Regions from separate parts of the Homo sapiens genome. Here all the other regions are linked to region 3. A link is a loop called in an ENCODE intact Hi-C map of the cell type or tissue named here. Cell type or tissue: dorsolateral prefrontal cortex. All regions are shown on one strand. Each heading gives the region's core, and the rest is flanking DNA. Links, peaks and the distances in the headings are about the cores only.

The links. Hi-C counts contacts between places; a loop is a spot of excess contacts. Peaks named below come from ENCODE experiments on the same cell type or tissue, not always from the same donor. Only the 100,000 strongest peaks of a DNase experiment are listed, where the experiment ranks them.
Region 1: it touches region 3 in a loop (4-fold over the local background); 35 of 110 quality-filtered maps call a loop at or near these places.
Region 2: a loop joins it to region 3, with 4 times the contacts of the local background. A loop is called at or near these places in 71 of 110 quality-filtered maps.

What each region holds. Positions count from the first base shown.
Region 1 is chr7:73,430,662-73,436,296 of GRCh38, reverse strand. It overlaps FZD9 (frizzled class receptor 9), which reads right to left and starts at 2,519. Exons shown (of 1, transcript NM_003508.3): 1 at 177-2,519. The coding sequence starts at 2,289. The coding sequence ends at 514. RefSeq lists silencers at 584-878, 2,417-2,706 and an enhancer at 1,827-2,700. In dorsolateral prefrontal cortex, for the core only: a CTCF peak has its summit at 2,613; a DNase peak (open chromatin) is centred at 2,566; H3K4me3 peaks cover 1,310 bases.
Region 2 is chr7:73,440,080-73,445,714 of GRCh38, reverse strand. It overlaps BAZ1B (bromodomain adjacent to zinc finger domain 1B), which reads left to right. Exons shown (of 20, transcript NM_032408.4): 17 at 1,586-1,731; 18 at 2,887-2,990; 19 at 3,162-3,534; 20 at 4,022-5,309. The coding sequence ends at 3,519. Among named protein-coding and RNA genes, the nearest start is that of FZD9, 9.1 kb to the right of the region's middle. RefSeq lists an enhancer at 2,125-3,095. In dorsolateral prefrontal cortex, for the core only: no CTCF peak of the experiment used is centred there; no DNase peak of the experiment used is centred there; H3K27ac peaks cover 336 bases.
Region 3 is chr7:73,339,619-73,345,253 of GRCh38, reverse strand. FKBP6 (FKBP prolyl isomerase family member 6 (inactive)) reads right to left here. Exons shown (of 9, transcript NM_003602.5): 6 at 4,422-4,616; 7 at 3,872-3,981; 8 at 2,355-2,447. The coding sequence ends at 2,357. Among named protein-coding and RNA genes, the nearest start is that of FKBP6, 14 kb to the right of the region's middle. RefSeq lists an enhancer at 2,195-3,139. In dorsolateral prefrontal cortex, for the core only: CTCF peaks have their summits at 2,294 and 2,496 (motif pointing left); a DNase peak (open chromatin) is centred at 2,460; H3K4me3 peaks cover 1,410 bases.

The DNA of each region.
Region 1 (5,635 bases), core at 429-5,428, 91 kb before region 3:
GGGGAAAACACGCACACATGGTGTCTGGGACTCCTGCAATGCACAGCTGTTCCGGGGGGACTTCCTCCTGATTGGGGGGTGCCAGCACCCACTGCCAGCTCTGCTTACAAGAAAGACTCCTGCAGGGCCCTCACCCTCCTACCTTCCCCCCTTCCCAGCCAGAGAGGACTCAGCAGTGCCACGCGGGGGTTTATTCCAGTCACAGCTTCCAGAGGAACGCAACAATAAATTACATCATTAAATAAACTCCGGCTGGACCCCTCTGCCCCGCCCCTCCACATCCTCCACTAGGACCCTGTGGGGACTCAGCCTGGTCCAGCCCCCGCATTAGGGGAGACCCCCATCTCCCCTAATGAGCCTCACGGGGTCCCGCCCTGATCCTCAGTCCCCGGTGCTCACTTGCCTGACCTTGACAGCTGGGCAGCTGCTAGTCAGCTGTCTCTAGGGGATGCAGGGGGCAGGGCGTGGAGGGCAAGGAGGGGGCAGCAGCCACCCCGCGCCAGGCCTGTGTGGCTAGAGGTGTGTGGGGTTCTCCAAAGAGGGGTCCGTCTTAGTCATGTGCAAGACCACGGTGGGAGCCTTATAGTGGCAGTGCGTGCCACGTCCGTAGCTCCCGGGGGCGCGGCAGGCCTTGGCCCGGGCCCGGCCAGCTGCTATCTTGCGGTAGCACAGGCTCTGCCAGGTCTGGAAAGTCTTGGAGCTCCACACCCAGACGCCGCTGGTGATCCCCACCACCAGTGACATGAAAATTTTGAGCATGAAGACCGCCACGGTGGGCACCGAGCCCCCTGGCAGCGAGCAGTCCCTCCGGCCTCCGGGCCCCGCGGCCGCTGCGCATGGCTGCTCTGTGGCCCGAAGGCGCCAGAAGTCCATGTTGAGGCGTTCGTAGACATAGCAAACGATGACGCAGGTGGCGGGCACCGTGTAGAGGATGGAGAAGACCCCGATCTTGACCATGAGCTTCTCCAGCTTCTCTGTGTTGGTGCCGCCCGTCTTCATGATCTTGCGGATGTGGAAGAGGGCCACGAAGCCGGTCAGGAGGAAACTACTGCCCAGCACCAGGTAGCCAGAGAGGGGCACCAGCACGAAGCCCGTGAGCGCTGCTGCATCCGTGCTGGCCACGTAGCAAAGCCCAGTCAGCTCATCACCCGCCACCTTGCGCAGGGTCAGGATGACGATGGTCTTGAGCGCGGGCAGGCCCCAGGCAGCCATGTGGAAATAGCTGCCGTGGGCCTCGATGGCCTCGTGGCCCCATTTCTTCCCGGCAGCCAGGAACCAGGTGAGCGTCAGGACCACCCACCAGAGCGAGCTGGCCATGCCGAAGTAGTAGAGCAGTAGGAAGACCAGCGTGCAGCCCGTGTTCTCCAGGCCCTCCTGGATCACGTAGAGCGCGCCCGCCTCCTGGTCACAGGCCACGCTCTGCGCTCCGGCCACCGCACGGATCAGGAAGGCCAGCGAGTAGACGTTGTAGCACATGGAGAGGAAGATGATGGGGCGCTCGGGGTACTGGAAGCGGTGGGGCTCCAGCAAGAAGGTGAGCACAGTGAAGGCGGTGGAGAAGAAGCACAGCGCCGACCACACGGCCATCCAGACCAGCGCGAAGTCCTTGTCGCGCCGGGACCAGAACACCTCGACGCCGGGCCCGCAGCGCGGTGCGCACGAGCGGCTCTTCTCCACGTACTGGAACTTCTCGGGGTTCTCGCAGGTGCCACTGCCGCCCGCGCCCGGGCCCAGGTCTCCGGGAGGGCGCGCGGGCCGCGGCGCCACGGGCAGCATGCCCAGGCCCTTGTGGGGCTCCGCGGGGCCGGCCGTGGCGTTCTCGGGCGCCTCCATGCACAGCGCGTGCGGGTCGTTGCGCGTGGGCAGCCGGGCGCAGTCGAGCGAGTCCGGCCAGCCGAAGTTGAACTGCTCCATGATGGGCGCGCAGCGCAGGCGCGCCTGCTCGCACATGGGCCGGCAGGCGGGAATGGGCGTCGAGACCTGGTCGGTGCACATGGGCGCGTAGAGCGAGCACAGGAAGAAGCGCAGGTGGCTGTGGCAGCCGTACTGCACCAGCGGCGCGAACTCCGCTAGCTCGGCAGCCGCCTCGCCCTGCGACGTGTGGCCCAGCAGGTTGGGCATGCGGGTCAGGTTGTAGCCGATGCCGCGGCACATGGGGATCTCCACCGCCTGGCACGGCGCAGCCCCGCGCCCGCGCTCCGGGTCGAAGCGGCCGATCTCCAGTGCCGCGCCGCCCGCCGCCAGCAGCTGCCACAGCAGCAGCGCCCCCCGCAGAGGCGCCACGGCCATCCCGGGAGGCCCGGGCCGAAGGCGGGAGCGCGGCCCCGGCTCACTCGGGCTCAGCGGTCCCGCGCCCCGGTGCCTGCCCGCCACGTCGCGGGGCGCGGGCCATCGCTGAGCCGCCCACGTGTGTCCGGGCGCCCTGGGCAGCGAGCGGGCAGCCGCCCGAGGGACAGGAGCCGCCGAGCCCGCCTAGCCGCCACCGCCGCTGCCACCGGAGCCGCCGCTGAGCCAGAGCCGGCGCAACCTCCCGGGGCCGAGGCTACCAGCCCCCGGGGCGGGGCTCCGGGAGGACACGCCCAGGGACACGCCTCCCACTGGGCTTTAAAGGCGCCGCGTCTCCCGGCCACGCGGAGCACGGGGTGGGGCCGGGCCTGGTGGGTGTCCGCCCGCTTGCCCTCCGCTTACACTCGGTTTCTTCCCTTCCCTTGCTGCCTGGGAGAGGCTGCGGGAAGTCCCCGTACCCACACTCTCAGACTGGGTCGCCTCATTTTACTCTAGGAGGGAGACTTTTTTTTTTTTTTTTTTTTTTTTGAGACGGAGTTTTGCTCTTGTCGCCCAGGCTGGAGTGCAGTGGCGCGATATCGGCTCACTGCAACCTCCGCCTCCCGGGTTCCAGCGATTATCCTGCCTCAGCCTCCCGAGTAGCTGGGATTACAGGCTCCTGCCACCACGCCCCTCTAATTTTTTGTATTTTTAGTAAAGACGGGGTTTCACCATTTTGGCCAGGCTGGTCTCGAACTCCTGACCTCAGGTGATTCACCTGCCTCGGCCTCCCAAAGTGCTGGGATTAGAGGCTTGAGCCACCGCGCCCAGCTGGAAGACTTTTTATTTTTATTTTTAATTGTTATTTCTTTTTAGAGACAGGGTCTCTCTGTGTCGCCCAGGCTGGAGTCCAGTGGAACGACCATAGTTCACTGCAGCCTCCATCTCCCGGGCTCAAGCGACCTTCCCGCCTCAGCCACCAGAGTAGCTGGGATTACAGGTGGGCACCACCACTCCCGGCTAATTTTAAAATGTTTTTGTAGAGACAGGGTCTCACTATGTTACCCAGGCTGGTCTTGAACTCCTGGGCTCAAGGGATGCTCCCGCTTCTGCCTCCCAAAGTGCCGGGATTACAGGCGTGCTCCACCGTGCCCGGCCAGGGGAGACCATTTCTAAGGCTTCCCACGTGTGGAAGTCTGCCTTGTACCCAGTGGCAGCTCAAATACAGCGTCTGCCTCTCCCCTCAGTGTATGTGACTTGGGGCTCCTCTCTGAGCCTCAGCTTGCTTTTCTGTAATGCAGGCAGATAATCCTACTGTTAAAATCAACAGTTCTGCCAGGCGCAGTGGCTCACCCCCACCCCCATCTTGCCCCATCAGCCTGGGCAACATAGTGAGACCTCGTCTCTAATAAAGAAAAAAAAATAGCTTTTTTTTTTTTGAGATGGAGTTTCGCTCTTGTCGCCCAGGCTCATCTCATCGCCCAGGAGTGCAATGGTGCGATCTTGGCTCACTGCAACCTCCGCCTCCCGGGTTCAAGCAATTCTCCTGCCTCAACCTTCCAAGTAGCTGGGATTACAGGCGCCCACCATCACTCCCGGGTAATTTTTGTACTTTTAGTAGAGACAGGGGTTTCACCATGTTGGCCAGGCTGGTCTCGAACTCCTGACCTCAGGTGATCCATCCACCTCGGCCTCCCAAAGTGTTGGGATTACAGGCATGAGCCACGGTGCCTGGCCTGAAAAAAAAAAAAAAGAAAAAAAAAAAAAGAAAATCAACAACACGTGTTGGGCACCTGAATCTGATCGATCACACTTCATACTTGCCCTTATTGTATCTTCTCAGCAATCCAAGAATGCTACGTTATCCTTATTTCCCAGGTGGGGAAACTGAGTCTCAGAGAGGAATGACATACCCAAGGGCATAGAGCTACTAAGTGTTCCATTTGTGATTGTCTGTTCCGGAACCCATACCCATTTCACAAGGCCACCGTGCTCCTCTGGGGAGTGTCGCCATCACCCTCTCACCTCTCTCTAGGCTGCCCCCTTGAGACTCCTGGGACCCGCTTAGAAACTGCCATGGTTCCTGGGTAGCTCTGTGGGTGAAATCCAAGTGCCACCGGCAGGCCACACAAGGGGCAAGGGGCCCTGATCTGGGACTCTTTAGAGAAGGCCATCCCCCTTTCACCCAACTGTTCCTATTCTCTTGGCCTGGAAACACCTGGAGGACTCAGAATGTTTCACATGAGCACTTAGTACTGTTTCATGTGAGCACTTAGCATCGTTTCATGTGAGCACTTAGTACTGTTTCACGTGAGCACTTAGCATCATTTCACGTGAGCACTTAGCATCGTTTCATGTGAGCACTTAGTACTGTTTCACGTGAGCACTTAGCACTGTTTCACATGAGCACTTAGTACTGTTTGACGTGAGCACTTAGTACTGTTGCACGTGAGCATTTAGCACTGTTTCATACGAGCACTTAGTACAGGGCTAGGCACCCTGGCTGAGCCCAGGGATGGTGAGTGAATGAATGAGTGAGTAACCTAGAACTTCAGGGAGGCACAGAAACTGACCGAGGACCTGTTGTGAGCCTCCTGGGCTCTGGGCCAGGGATTTTACAGTGATCATTTGTTCACCCTCATCACAGTGCTACAAGGAATCCCGTACCCATATACAGATGAGAAATTGAGGCTTAGCAAACTCAAATATTTGCCCAGGATTACGCAGCTCGTAAGGGTCAAGATTGGCATCCAGGCTCCTCCATTGCAAGAGGCTGCCTGTTAACACCACCAGAGGCAGGACACCAGCCCAGCCGGCCCAGCTCAGCCACACCTGCCTGCACTAGAGCCTGGCCTGTGGTAGGGACTTGGGAAGGAGTCAGCAGTGGTGGTGGCAATGGTGAGAAAATGGGGCCATCATTTCCCACACATCCCTGTAATTAGTACTCTGCTACCCTTAGAGCTGTGCTGGAGCAGGGAGGGGACCAGGCAGGGGACATGCCATCTCGTGCATACACTCAGCCCCTCGCTCCTCAAGAGGATCGGGAGATGGGGCACCAAGGAGACGCAGCCAGCCCTGTGTCCAGCACAGGATAGTACTCAGCCACATGTGGGCCATGAGACGTCCTGAAGTTCCCAAAGAGGTAAGGCAGGAGTATGGTACCTGTGACCCTGGGGGACCCAGGTGAGGCACCGTGGCTCAAGCCTGTAATCCTAGCACTTTGGGAGGCCAAGGTGGGAGAATCACTTGAGCCCAGGAGTTCGAGACCAGCCTGGGCAAAATAGCAAGACCCCACCATCTCTAAAACAAAAATAAACAAAAAAGTCAGGGATGGTGGTATGCGCCTGTAGTCTCAGCTACTCAAGAGGCT
Region 2 (5,635 bases), core at 369-5,368, 100 kb before region 3:
CTTTTTTGTAGAGATAGGGTCTTGCCATGTTTCCCAGGCTGGTCTTGAACTCTTGGGTTCAAGTGATCCTCCTGCCTTGGCCTCCCGAAGTGCTGGGATTACAAGTGTGAGCCACTGCGCCTGATCTCTCTGAGGGCAGATCCTGAATATGGTAGTATACTGATTCTGTTTATTTGTAAGCTAGTGATTGCTTTCCACTTCTACGTTGTAGCTCTCTTTCCAAGGAATTGCTTTTCTAAGTTTTTACGGCCTCGACTTGCCAAAAGGATCTGGGAAGTATTTGGTACTTCAGAGCTTTTTGTCAACTCTATCTTTCAGACCACCAAAGATGTGGTTCCCCAGTGCAGCTCAAGGTTCTAGCACCTAAGCATCAGATTCTTACCCTTTCTTACTAGCCTGGGCTTGAGCTAGAGACGCTAAAGTAGCCAAGAAAGGGTTATCGTGATCCAGAAATAGAATGGAAAGTAGTGTTTCTGGATTATTCGTGTCACTGCCTTCCTAGACCTCTGTGTCCAGTGTCATCTCCCCACTCCCCAAGGGAAGGTGGTGGAGAGCCTGGAGCTAAATCCTCATGGCATTGTTTCCCAGGGCTCACTGAGGAATGCCAGTTGGCTTGATGGTGAGCACCTGTTGTAAACCTGAGACACAAGTAGTCTCAGTGCCTTTGTGTGTGTGTGTGTGTGTGTTTTTTTTCTTTTGTGAGATGGAGTTACACCCTTGTTTCCCAGGCTGGAGTGCAGTGGCGTGATCTCGGCTCACTGCAACCTCCGCCTCCCAGGTTCAAGCGATTTTCCTGCCTCAGCCTCCTGAGTAGCTGGGATTACCAGCATGTGCCACCACGCCCTGCTAATTTTGTATTTTTAGTAGAGACGGGGTTTCACCATGTTGGTCAGGCTGGTCTTGAACTCCCGACCTCAGGTGATCCACCTGCCTCAGCCTCCTAAAGTGGTGGGATTACATGTGTGAGCCACAACGCCCGGCCTATATTCTTTATTCTCTCATTGGGGATCCTGGGCAGGGCTCTTATGGAGGGGACTAGCCCTAAATTGTATTTAATGAGGAGCCTTGTGGCCCTTCATGGAAGTACCAGCTTTTCTCTGGAAAGATTCTGATGGTAAGTGTAGAATAACTCTGGGAATTACAACATAGGGTTTGTTTTACAATCCAGTTCCATCTTACATGTAAATACATCCACTCGCTCAGGCTGAGCTTGGGCTGTGGGAAATCCAGGCTGACCTATTAGCAAATGGCTTCTCATGAGTGAGAGTTTACAGTTGATTCCTGCAGGGGCCTTATGGCTGGGAGTAACTGCAGGACGGGGCAGGACAGAAGTACTGAAGGACCTAGCCCTCTGAAGGGCTTTGGCAGTGGATGAAAGGCACCCATTCTTCATCGGCTGCCACTGCCTTTTAGTGTCCTGTTAGGTAAGGCAAGATAAAATAGCAAGAGCACCTTAAAACCAAAGGAGGCCACTGCTTTCCTTGTCCAGGAAAAGGATTCTCCCTGCATCCCTTTCCCCCATTTCGAAGATGCTCCTCCCTTCACCTTCCGTTGTTCTCTGCTGAATCCATAGTTTTTCTTTCAGTGAGACCTCGAAAGACCATCCGGGGCAAGCACAGCGTCATCCCCCCTGCAGCAAGGTCAGGCCGGCGCCCGGGTAAGAAGCCACACTCTACCAGGAGGTCTCAGCCCAAGGCACCACCTGTGGATGATGCTGAGGTGGATGAGCTGGTGAGAATTATTTATCATCCCTTCTCTAACCTTTCTGTTTCTTATTCCCTACCCCAGCAATTAGGAATTCATCAGGCAACAGGTGGGAGGGGAGCCTCCCCCCTCCTCCTTCTTACCAAACTTGGGAGGCTGGGGAGGCAGATGGGTGAGCCTGTACGCAGACAGAAGCAGCAAGGCCTCCAGGAACAGCTATGTCCGGCATTCCCCTGCTGTAGCCTGCAAACTAGTTAGCGGGCAGCCTGCAACTTATTAAGGATTTAAAAATAGTATCCATGTGTCTCCAGTGGGCTCAGAGGGGCTGGGTCTTCATTGTGGGAATGTCAGCAATGCTGGAGCCTCACTTACTGTTGAGTCGACAGTTGTTATGGGAGGGACATTACCCTCCCCTCTGCTCCTTAACCAATGTAATTTTAGTAGTTTTTAGATCTCACTTGAGCTTTAAAGAACAAAAAAGAAACTCTTGAAAAGGTGCTTGTTTTGACAGATCAAATTGGAGTTAGGGGCTTAAGGCAGGCCATTTGGGAGATCATAAGGCATTAGAAGATGCTCGGTTTGCCACAGCCTTGGGCTCTGTGGCCTCTGCTGTGAATCACAGCTTTTGTTATGGCTACCTGGAATGGAGGCCCCGCCCCTTTTCTCTTTAGCCACTTAACCCTCACATGTCTACGGTGGAAGAGCCCAGGAAGGGAATTGGACCTCTTGCTTTTCTTACCAGAGGCACCCCACCCCCACAGAATTGGCTGCTGTTGGCCCAGATAGCATGTTTTGCTTTCTGCAGTGGCTTGTTGATGCCCTTCCATGGTGTCACTGTAACCCCAGGTCCACCTGTTCTCTGAGAGCTAGTGTCCTGTTGACAGTAGCCCCCTTCAGCCGACCTCCAGCAGGACTGCTGGTAAAGGCGGCCCCCGCTGCCTGCTCTTTGCTGCTTTGATTGCCGTGGCCCCGGGGGAGGCGAGTGAGTGGACTACTGGGAAGATGCCTGCCACCTGGGCCGAGGGTGCTCCCTGACTTGAATATCAGAAGGTTTCAGCACCTCTGCGCCAAGGAAATAGTTGAACTCTCTTCCTTTTTTGAGCAGATACACTTATTTTCTGCCCTGTCCATTCTTCCTCCTGTCTTGAATCTGTAATAACATTGTTCTTTCTTTCCTGCCAGGTGCTTCAGACCAAGCGGAGCTCCCGGAGGCAAAGCCTGGAGCTGCAGAAGTGTGAAGAGATCCTCCACAAGATCGTGAAGTACCGCTTCAGCTGGCCCTTCAGGTGAGTGCTGTGTTCTCAGGTGCAGGGGAGAGGAGTGGCCTGGCTGGTTCTAAAAGCTTCCAGAGCCCCTGAGGGGCTCTCAGCCAAGCCCTTGCTTTTCAGGACGTGTCTCAGTGGCAGGGGCACTGCCGTCAAGGCTGTGCAGATTCTCCATTTGGTTCTTCTCCACAGGGAGCCTGTGACCAGAGATGAGGCCGAGGACTACTATGATGTGATCACGCACCCCATGGACTTTCAGACAGTGCAGAACAAATGTTCCTGTGGGAGCTACCGCTCTGTGCAGGAGTTTCTTACTGACATGAAGCAAGTGTTTACCAATGCTGAGGTTTACAACTGCCGTGGCAGCCATGTGCTAAGCTGCATGGTGAAGACAGAACAGTGTCTAGTGGCTCTGTTGCATAAACACCTTCCTGGCCACCCATATGTCCGCAGGAAGCGCAAGAAGTTTCCTGATAGGCTTGCTGAAGATGAAGGGGACAGTGAGCCAGAGGCCGTTGGACAGTCCAGGGGACGAAGACAGAAGAAGTAGAGAGGCAGGGCCGTGGTAAGGGAGCTGAGGTGGGGGGACAGCTAGGGAGGGTGGGAGGGAGGCGAGCGAGGAAGACCAAGAACCTGGAAGAGATCACAGGGAGTCCAGAAACGCCTGTCATCCCAAGCTTATGCTGTTTTTCTAAAAGCTCTTTATGGGGCTTGATATTGGGTTGGTGGTCTTTGTCCAGAAATATGAAGGGACAAAGAGGGCCATAACCCTCCCTTCTGAGAGTTTCCAGGAGGAGTCCGAGGGTCTAGCTTTTCTGGTGAAGCCAGTTCCTGTTCCTGCCTTCTTTCCTAAGGGCCTGCTCGCTCTGGCTTCCACCACAGTGCCAAGCCCCTCTGGTCTCCAGGGGAGGGATTGCTGTGTTACATAGCAGGATCGGGGTAATCAGGCCAACAGGGGAGATGGTGGCGATTTTTCTTTTTTAATCTGTATTTATTATACAGTCTTGTTTCTTTAAGCCCATACTCTGTCTCTTCCCCCGTCTTCCTCTCAGGTGACAGTATCAGTGAGTGCCATACAGAATTGTGTATTCACCAGCATCATGAAACAGTTGTGGTCTTTTGAGTTGATCTTGGCAGAGTAAAGGGACGTGTCCTGGAGCCATTCCTGAATCTCCCCTTCTTTGTGACAGCTCCTCCCACCCCCCCAAAAAATAAAAAAACCACAAAAAACAAAAAAACAAAACTAAGGCACTTCACTTAGAGACTGGAGTCCTGCTTATAATCATGCATATAACCTTTACTTTGATGGATCTGGCCAGAGGGGTGTTGGAGCCCAGCCCACCCACATACCAGTCAAGCTCTTAGGGGAGCAGAAGAAAAGCAGGAAGAATTTAAATGTTTAATTTTTTTTTTAAATTGACTTTTCTAGTTATTAAAAGTTGCTTGTTTCAGCAGTGATATTGTATAAAGAACATCTTGTAAGATACTCCTGACATCTTGCTTTAGCACATGTACAGTACAGTTTCTATGATAATGTGTTTGCTCTAACTTCCCTGGCTTCTCCTTCAGCCCATCCACTCTCCTCTAGAGCAGTTGGGTTGGAGGCTCATTGAGGCAAGCAGCAACATTGGAGGGGGAGCAGGGCAGTGCTGTGTCTGCTGCCTCCCATGCCCGTTCTGACCTCAGCCTTGGAACTCCTCAAGAACCTGAAGATTCCAGTGGTCAGTGTCGGTGGGGGGTGGGAGGAGAGAGCGGCAGAGAAGCTCTGAGAGCCCCTTCCCCCACAACAAATCTAGCTCTAGTTGTTATATTTAGGCAAAACTTTGTAGTCTTCTTTCCCTTTTATGATGGATTTTGATAAAAGTACAAAACAGGGTTTTTCTTTTTTATCACCTTTGAATTTGGAAATTTTGAGCACCCAAGCTCTTCTGTACCTATTTAAAGTCCACCAAGGGGACTGCAGCTCCTAGAACATGAGAATCAAGCCTCTTAATTTTAAACTGCGGAATGTGGCCTCTGCTTCCTCCGTCCTCCTGCCCAAGGACGACGAGGATTGCTCCAGGGCTGCTGGGTAGTTTACCGTCCCTTCTATAGGCATGGAGTTGGCACTGACATCACAGCTTCATAACCCCACCACCGCCAGCTTCCCCTGCCTCCTACATCCAGTCTGTTCTTGTTCATAGTGAGAATCCTGTGTTCCCACTTCAGTGACACCTGAATTGTTTGTTGTTGTTTTTTTTTTTTATTGTCTTCAAAGAGGAAGGGCCCCATTAAAGGGTGAACTTGTAATAAATTGGAATTTCAAATAAACCTCATGTACTTGTGTTTATAAAGAAGAAACCACTCTGGTGGCTGTTTGTGCTCTTTCTTGGTGGGTGGGGGTGGGTAGTGCTGTCCCGAGTGCTGCTTTCCCACTGACCCTTGGAGCCGGGTCCTCTGAAGGCTTGGCCTCCAGAGTCAGGGCCTCTCAGTGTTCTTAACCACAGAAAGAAGTACTCCCTCCAAGCCTCTCCTGGCCCTGTCTCCGTCTAAAACCCTGAAAAACTTCATTTGAAACTAGGAATTACGGTGAAAATAGGTTTTTAAGCCTTCACTATGGGGAAATTCTGCCATTTTAAAACCTTTCTCAGGGAAAAAAAATTTTGGGGAGGGGGGCGGTGGGGACA
Region 3 (5,635 bases), core at 400-5,399:
TCTGCAAATCTTTTTTTTTTTTTTTTTTTTTCTGGCTGATGCTAAAGATAGGTTTCTGTCCCTGGCAATACCAAGGGTCCAACAGCCAATCCCAGAGCCAGCCTGGAGGATGTTTTATTAGAGGCTGGTCTGTTGCTTCGGCTATTTCACACTTAGTCCAACCAACATTTCCTGAGCACCAATCGTGCACCTGGCATGGCTCCAGAAGCTAGAAAATGCAAAGATGGAAAAGGCATACTGTCTACTATAGTCAGAGGCTTAGAGCACATAACTAATACTTAAGAGAACACTCATTCCTCCAGAAGTAATCTTACAAGTCAGTGGTATCTAACATCTAAGATGAAAAGAACAAAAGTTAAAATTGTCCTAAGCCAGGTGCAGTGGCTCAGGCCTGTAATCCCAGCACTTTGGGAGGCCAAGGCGGGAGGACCACCTGAGGTCAGGAGTTTGAGACCAGCCTGACCAATATGGTGAAACCCTGTCTCTACTAAAAATACAAAAATTAGCCAGGCGTGGTGGCTCACACCTGCAGTCCCAGCTACTCGGGAGGCTGAGGCAGGAGGATCACTTGAATCTGGGAGGCAGAGGCTGCAGTGAGCCAAGATTGTGCCATTGCACTCCAGCCTGGGTGACAGAGGGAGACCCTTAAAAAAAAAAAAATTGTCCTGGTTAGTGACAACTAGGTTGTCAAGATGACTGGATTTTTAGCTTCTTTTAAATGACTAGGCCTCAAATACTACAGAAAAAAAGGGGAGCAGGGAGAGCAAAGACACAAAAGCTAAAACTTATCACAACTGTGACAGCAGTGGCAATATGACAGTGGTGGCTACTTTAGAACACAAATACAGTCATTGCTGATGGTAAGATAAATGCTGGAGTTGGAAATCTGGGGGAAAGCATCTGAAGATCAGCAGCCTCCAGTCCTACAGACTGAAAAGGCTGGGAAGCAAACATGATGGCGAGGAAAACTGCTGCCCAGCTGGGCTGCCCAAGCCCTTGTCTGGGATGGACCCTGGCAGACCTGGGTCTTCATTCATGACAGGACTTGTGGGGTCACAGTCCAAAATGTTTGGCAAACAGTCACTGCCCTTCATTTTTACTGGATACTAGAAGTGACCAAACAAGGGAAGTCCTCTGGCTCACATCTCAGTTCTGAAGACCTGCAAATATGTACTCCAAAGGCCACTGAAAGACCTGAAGGCCAGGGTTCACATGGCCAGCATCAGTGACGAAGGCAACATTTACCTGTGATGCTGGTGGGCGCATCTGAAAGTGCAGATAGCAGCAGTTTATGGACCGCTATGAAAATGTCGGGGATGAATAGGCCTTTTCACTGCCTCCTCCTCTCAAGCCCCTTTTGTAGGGAGATGGAGGAAGCAACAAAGGAGAGATTTATCACCATGAGCCCGTTCAGCAGCTGTTTTCTTGTTGTTCCTTGTTTGACTTCTCCGAGAGAGCAGAGTTATCTGTGCAGCTAAGCAGGTGTTTCAGGCAGGTGATTTTGTTTCCATTAATTTTATTAAATAGTAGACCAGACTGGAGGGTTCAGACTGGAGGGTTATCTCATGTGCTTGGGAACTCCCGCCCTGTGCCTGCAAAATTACTAGGTGTGATCTTGGGAGGAATGCTATATTCCGCTCCCTGTTGCTTTCAGCATCTTCAAATCTCTAAGTCTAATAGAAAGTAGAATTTAAGAGCCACAGCCCATCCCCACCCTGCGATCTTGTCTGCTTTAGTAATGTGTTAGAGACACAGTCAAGTTGGAGGCTTTCGAGTTCTCAGGAGAAAGAAGATGAACAGAAGCTTGACACGTCAAAGCCCAGCTCTATCAACCATCACATTCATGACTCTACTCAGTCTCATGTTCCAAGCAACTGCAAGGAGAGTTTCACATAAAACATGAAAAAAAAAGGTTTTTTAAAAAATAAATTTAGGCTGAGCGCCACGGCTCACAGCTGTAATCTCGGCTACTCAGGAGGCTGAGGCAGAAGAATCGCTTGAACCTGGGAGGCGGAGCTTGCAGTGAGCTGAGATCGCACCACTGCACTCCAGCCTGGGCAACAGAGTGAGACTCTGCCTCAAACAAACAAACAAACAAATAAATAAATAAATAGCTCAAGGCCCCCTGAACCTATACATTTAACCCACAGGTCTGGGCGAACTTTCTTCTCACGGGAAAGGTAGGCGTGCAGCACGTGCATCCTGCACTACCGTTGTGTTGTTCTTTACAGCAAGGAACTTGTCTACCCCTCGTCCACCCTCAGCTGCAGACAGCCACCATTCACTTGGGGGTGGAGGAGAGCAGCACGCTTCTCCATCCGGAAGCCTGTGTGCCACCCTGGCCCTTTGATTACCTTCAACTTTCTCCTGCTGTAGAACCATCGCCACAGGGCGCGAACATGCGGTGCCACATTTCTTTCTCTTTATCCACATAGTCCCTGTAACAGCTGGAGAGGGAAATACACACTTGTTAGAGGAGGTCTGTGTTTGGAGGAGGTGACATCTGGTGGCTGGAATTCTCCACTCACATCCAGAAACACTGAAAATTTATCAGGACTCAAACTGAGTTGGGAGGGATGGAAGTAAGCTGGAGAGGTGGGGAGGCAGGGAAGGCTCCCACAGCTGGCCAAGGAGCCAAGCCCCTGGACAAAACCCCCTAACTGGAAAGGACAGCTGCCTTGAAGGGCAGGTGCCTCTGGCCACCAGGCTCCGGGCTGAGTCTCGCCAAACGACCCCTCACCCTCAGCAGCCTCTAACCTCTCCTGATTTTCTCACTAAAGAATGACCAGATCTGACAGGATACTTTTAAATACCAGAAAGGAAATTGCTGGCAAGTCCTAAAAGGCTTGAAATGTAACCTAAGAGATACTCACATCTCAGACACTAATGCCAAGCAAGCTTTAACTAGCAATCTGGACCGAATGTTTAATATTAAGACAAGTAGAGAATTTCACCATTACAGAAGAAGATATACCTTAAAAACCATGGACCTATTACCAAGTGATGGAGTTATGGGGGACTCCTATTTATAGGTAGACATTTTCAAGGTTTTCTACAATGGACACAAAACTTCTATAATGAGAAAAAATTACATCACTAAAAGACTGGTGTGCTTAGTCACGTGGGTAACAAGGAGGTCAATCCATGGGTATGAGTCAGACCCGAAACGCCTGTTTCTGGTCACATGAGGACCTACGAGGGGCCTTTCTGCACTTGGTTAGGAGCAGTGGTTCTTGGTGGAGCACGCAGGGAAGAGCGCACCAGAAGACTCTTTTTAAGTGACACCGGGGCCAGTTGTGGTGGCTTGTGCCTGTAATCCCAGCACTTTGGAAGGACGAGGTGGGGGGATCACCTGAGGTCAGGAGTTTGAGACCAGCCTGGTCAACACGGTGAAACCCTGTCTCAACTAAAATACAAAAACAATTAGCCAGATGTGGTGGTACACGCCTGTAATCCCAGCTACCTTGGAGGCTGAGACAGGAGAATCGTCTGAACTCGGGACGCGGAGGTTGCAGTGAGCCGAGATCATGCCATTGCCCTATAGCCTAGGTGACAGAGAGGGACTCCATCTCAAAAAAAAAAAAAAAAAGTGACACCCTCCCACCTCTCTAGGGGTTGTTTATTTGCGGTAGGGGAAACAGAAAGGTGGGCGATGATGGAGATGTATAGTCTGGCAGTCTGTCTCACCTGCTTGCTGGGAACTGCTGGTGCAGCGCACGGCCGAGCACTTCAGAAACCCAGCTGTAGAGGGGGCGGCCTCCTAACACTCTGGGCAACACCGCCAGACTGTCCTTTGTTGGGGGGGGTGGGGGGACAGACCAGAGTCACAACCCCACCCATCTCTCTTCATGCTCCTGCAAACACAGCTCACCTAGCCAGTTTCTTCAGCTCATTATTGATGTCATGATTGAAGGGTTGCTCCTTCTGGGCTCGAACTAGAAAATCCCGGGCCTTTTGATACTCAGTCAGGAGAAGACAAGCCTGTCCCAAGGAGAGAACTTTAAAAGCACAGTTAGAAAAGATATCATTTGGCTGGGCACGGTGGCTCATGCCTGTAATCCCAGCACTTTGGGAGGCCAAGGCGGGCGGATCAACTGAGGTCAGGGATTCCAGACCAGCCTGGCCAACACGGCAAAACCCTATCTCTACTAAAACTACAAAAATTAGCTGGGTGTGATGGCGCATGCCTGTAATCCCAGCTACTTGAGAGGCTGAGGCAGGAAAATTGCTTGAAGCCAGGAAGCGGAGGTTGCAGCGAGCCGAATTTGCGCCACTGCACTCCATCCTGGGCAACAAGAGCAAAACTCTGTCTAAAAAAAAAAAAAAAAAAAAAAAAGACAGCATTTTTGCAGTAGCTGAGTTGAGCACTGCTACTACCTTTTCCTGGGTGTTTATTCCCAAGTCACTGGCTTCCAACTCACCTGTCCACACCTGAAGAGGGCCTTGGCATTCTTTTGGTCAATGATCAAAGCCTGCTCTCCATAGCACAGGGCTATGGTGGGTCGGTCTAGCTTCAGGTATGTAAAGGACAGGTTCAGGAGAACAGGAAGCTTGGCGGCCTCCACCAGGTGCTGCTCTTCAGGGGGTGCTGATCGCCGGCGCAGAAGCAATAGGGCCTGTGGAGAGGGAAGGCAGATGGTCAAGAGGAGTAACAGTCTTATGTACAAAACCCTAAAGAATCCACACGCAAAAACTATCAGAGCTAAAAATCGGCTGTTACAGGTTGCAAGACACAAGATCAACATAAGAAGTCAGGTATATTTCTTTTTTCTTCTTTTTTCAGACGGAGTCTTGTTCTGTCGCCAGGCTGGAGTGATCTCAGCTCACTGCAACCTCCGCCTTCTGAGTAGCTGGGACTACAGGTGTGCACCACCATGCCCGGCTAATTTTTTCATATTTTAATATGACCATTTTGGCCAGGATGGTCTCGATCTCCTGACCTCGTGATCCACCTGCCTCAGCCTCCCAAAGTGTTGGGATTACAGGCGTGAGCCACCATGCCCGGCCAAAAGTCAGGTATATTTCTATGCTCTAGCAACGAACTACCCAAAAATGAAATTAAGAAAACAACTCCATTTACAATAGCATCAAAAAGAATACAGTAAGTAGCAATAAACTTAAAACAACTGAAAGACTTGCACACTGAAAACTACAAAATGGTTGTTGAAAGAAATTAAAGATGATTCAAATAAAATGGAAAAATATCTCATGTTCATTAATTGGAAGACAATATTAAGATGGTAATATTTTCCTAACTGGTCAACATATTCATGCAACCCTACCAAAATTTCAACAGCCTTTTTTGTAGACACAGACAAGTTGATTAGATAATTCATATGGTGGCCAGGCACAGTGGCTCATGCCTGTAATCCCAGCACTTTGGGAGGCTGAGGCGGGCAGATCACCTGAGGTCGGGAGTTCGAGACCCGTCTGGCCAACATGGTGAAACCCCATCTCTACTAAAAATACGAAATCAGCTGGGTGTGGTGGCAGGTGCCTGTAATTCCAGCTACATTGGAGGCTGAGGCAGGAGAATCACTTGAACATGGGAGGCGGAGGTTGTGGTGAACCGAGACCACACCACTGCACTCCAGCCTAGGTGACAGTGCAAGACTCCACCTCAAAAAAAAAAAAA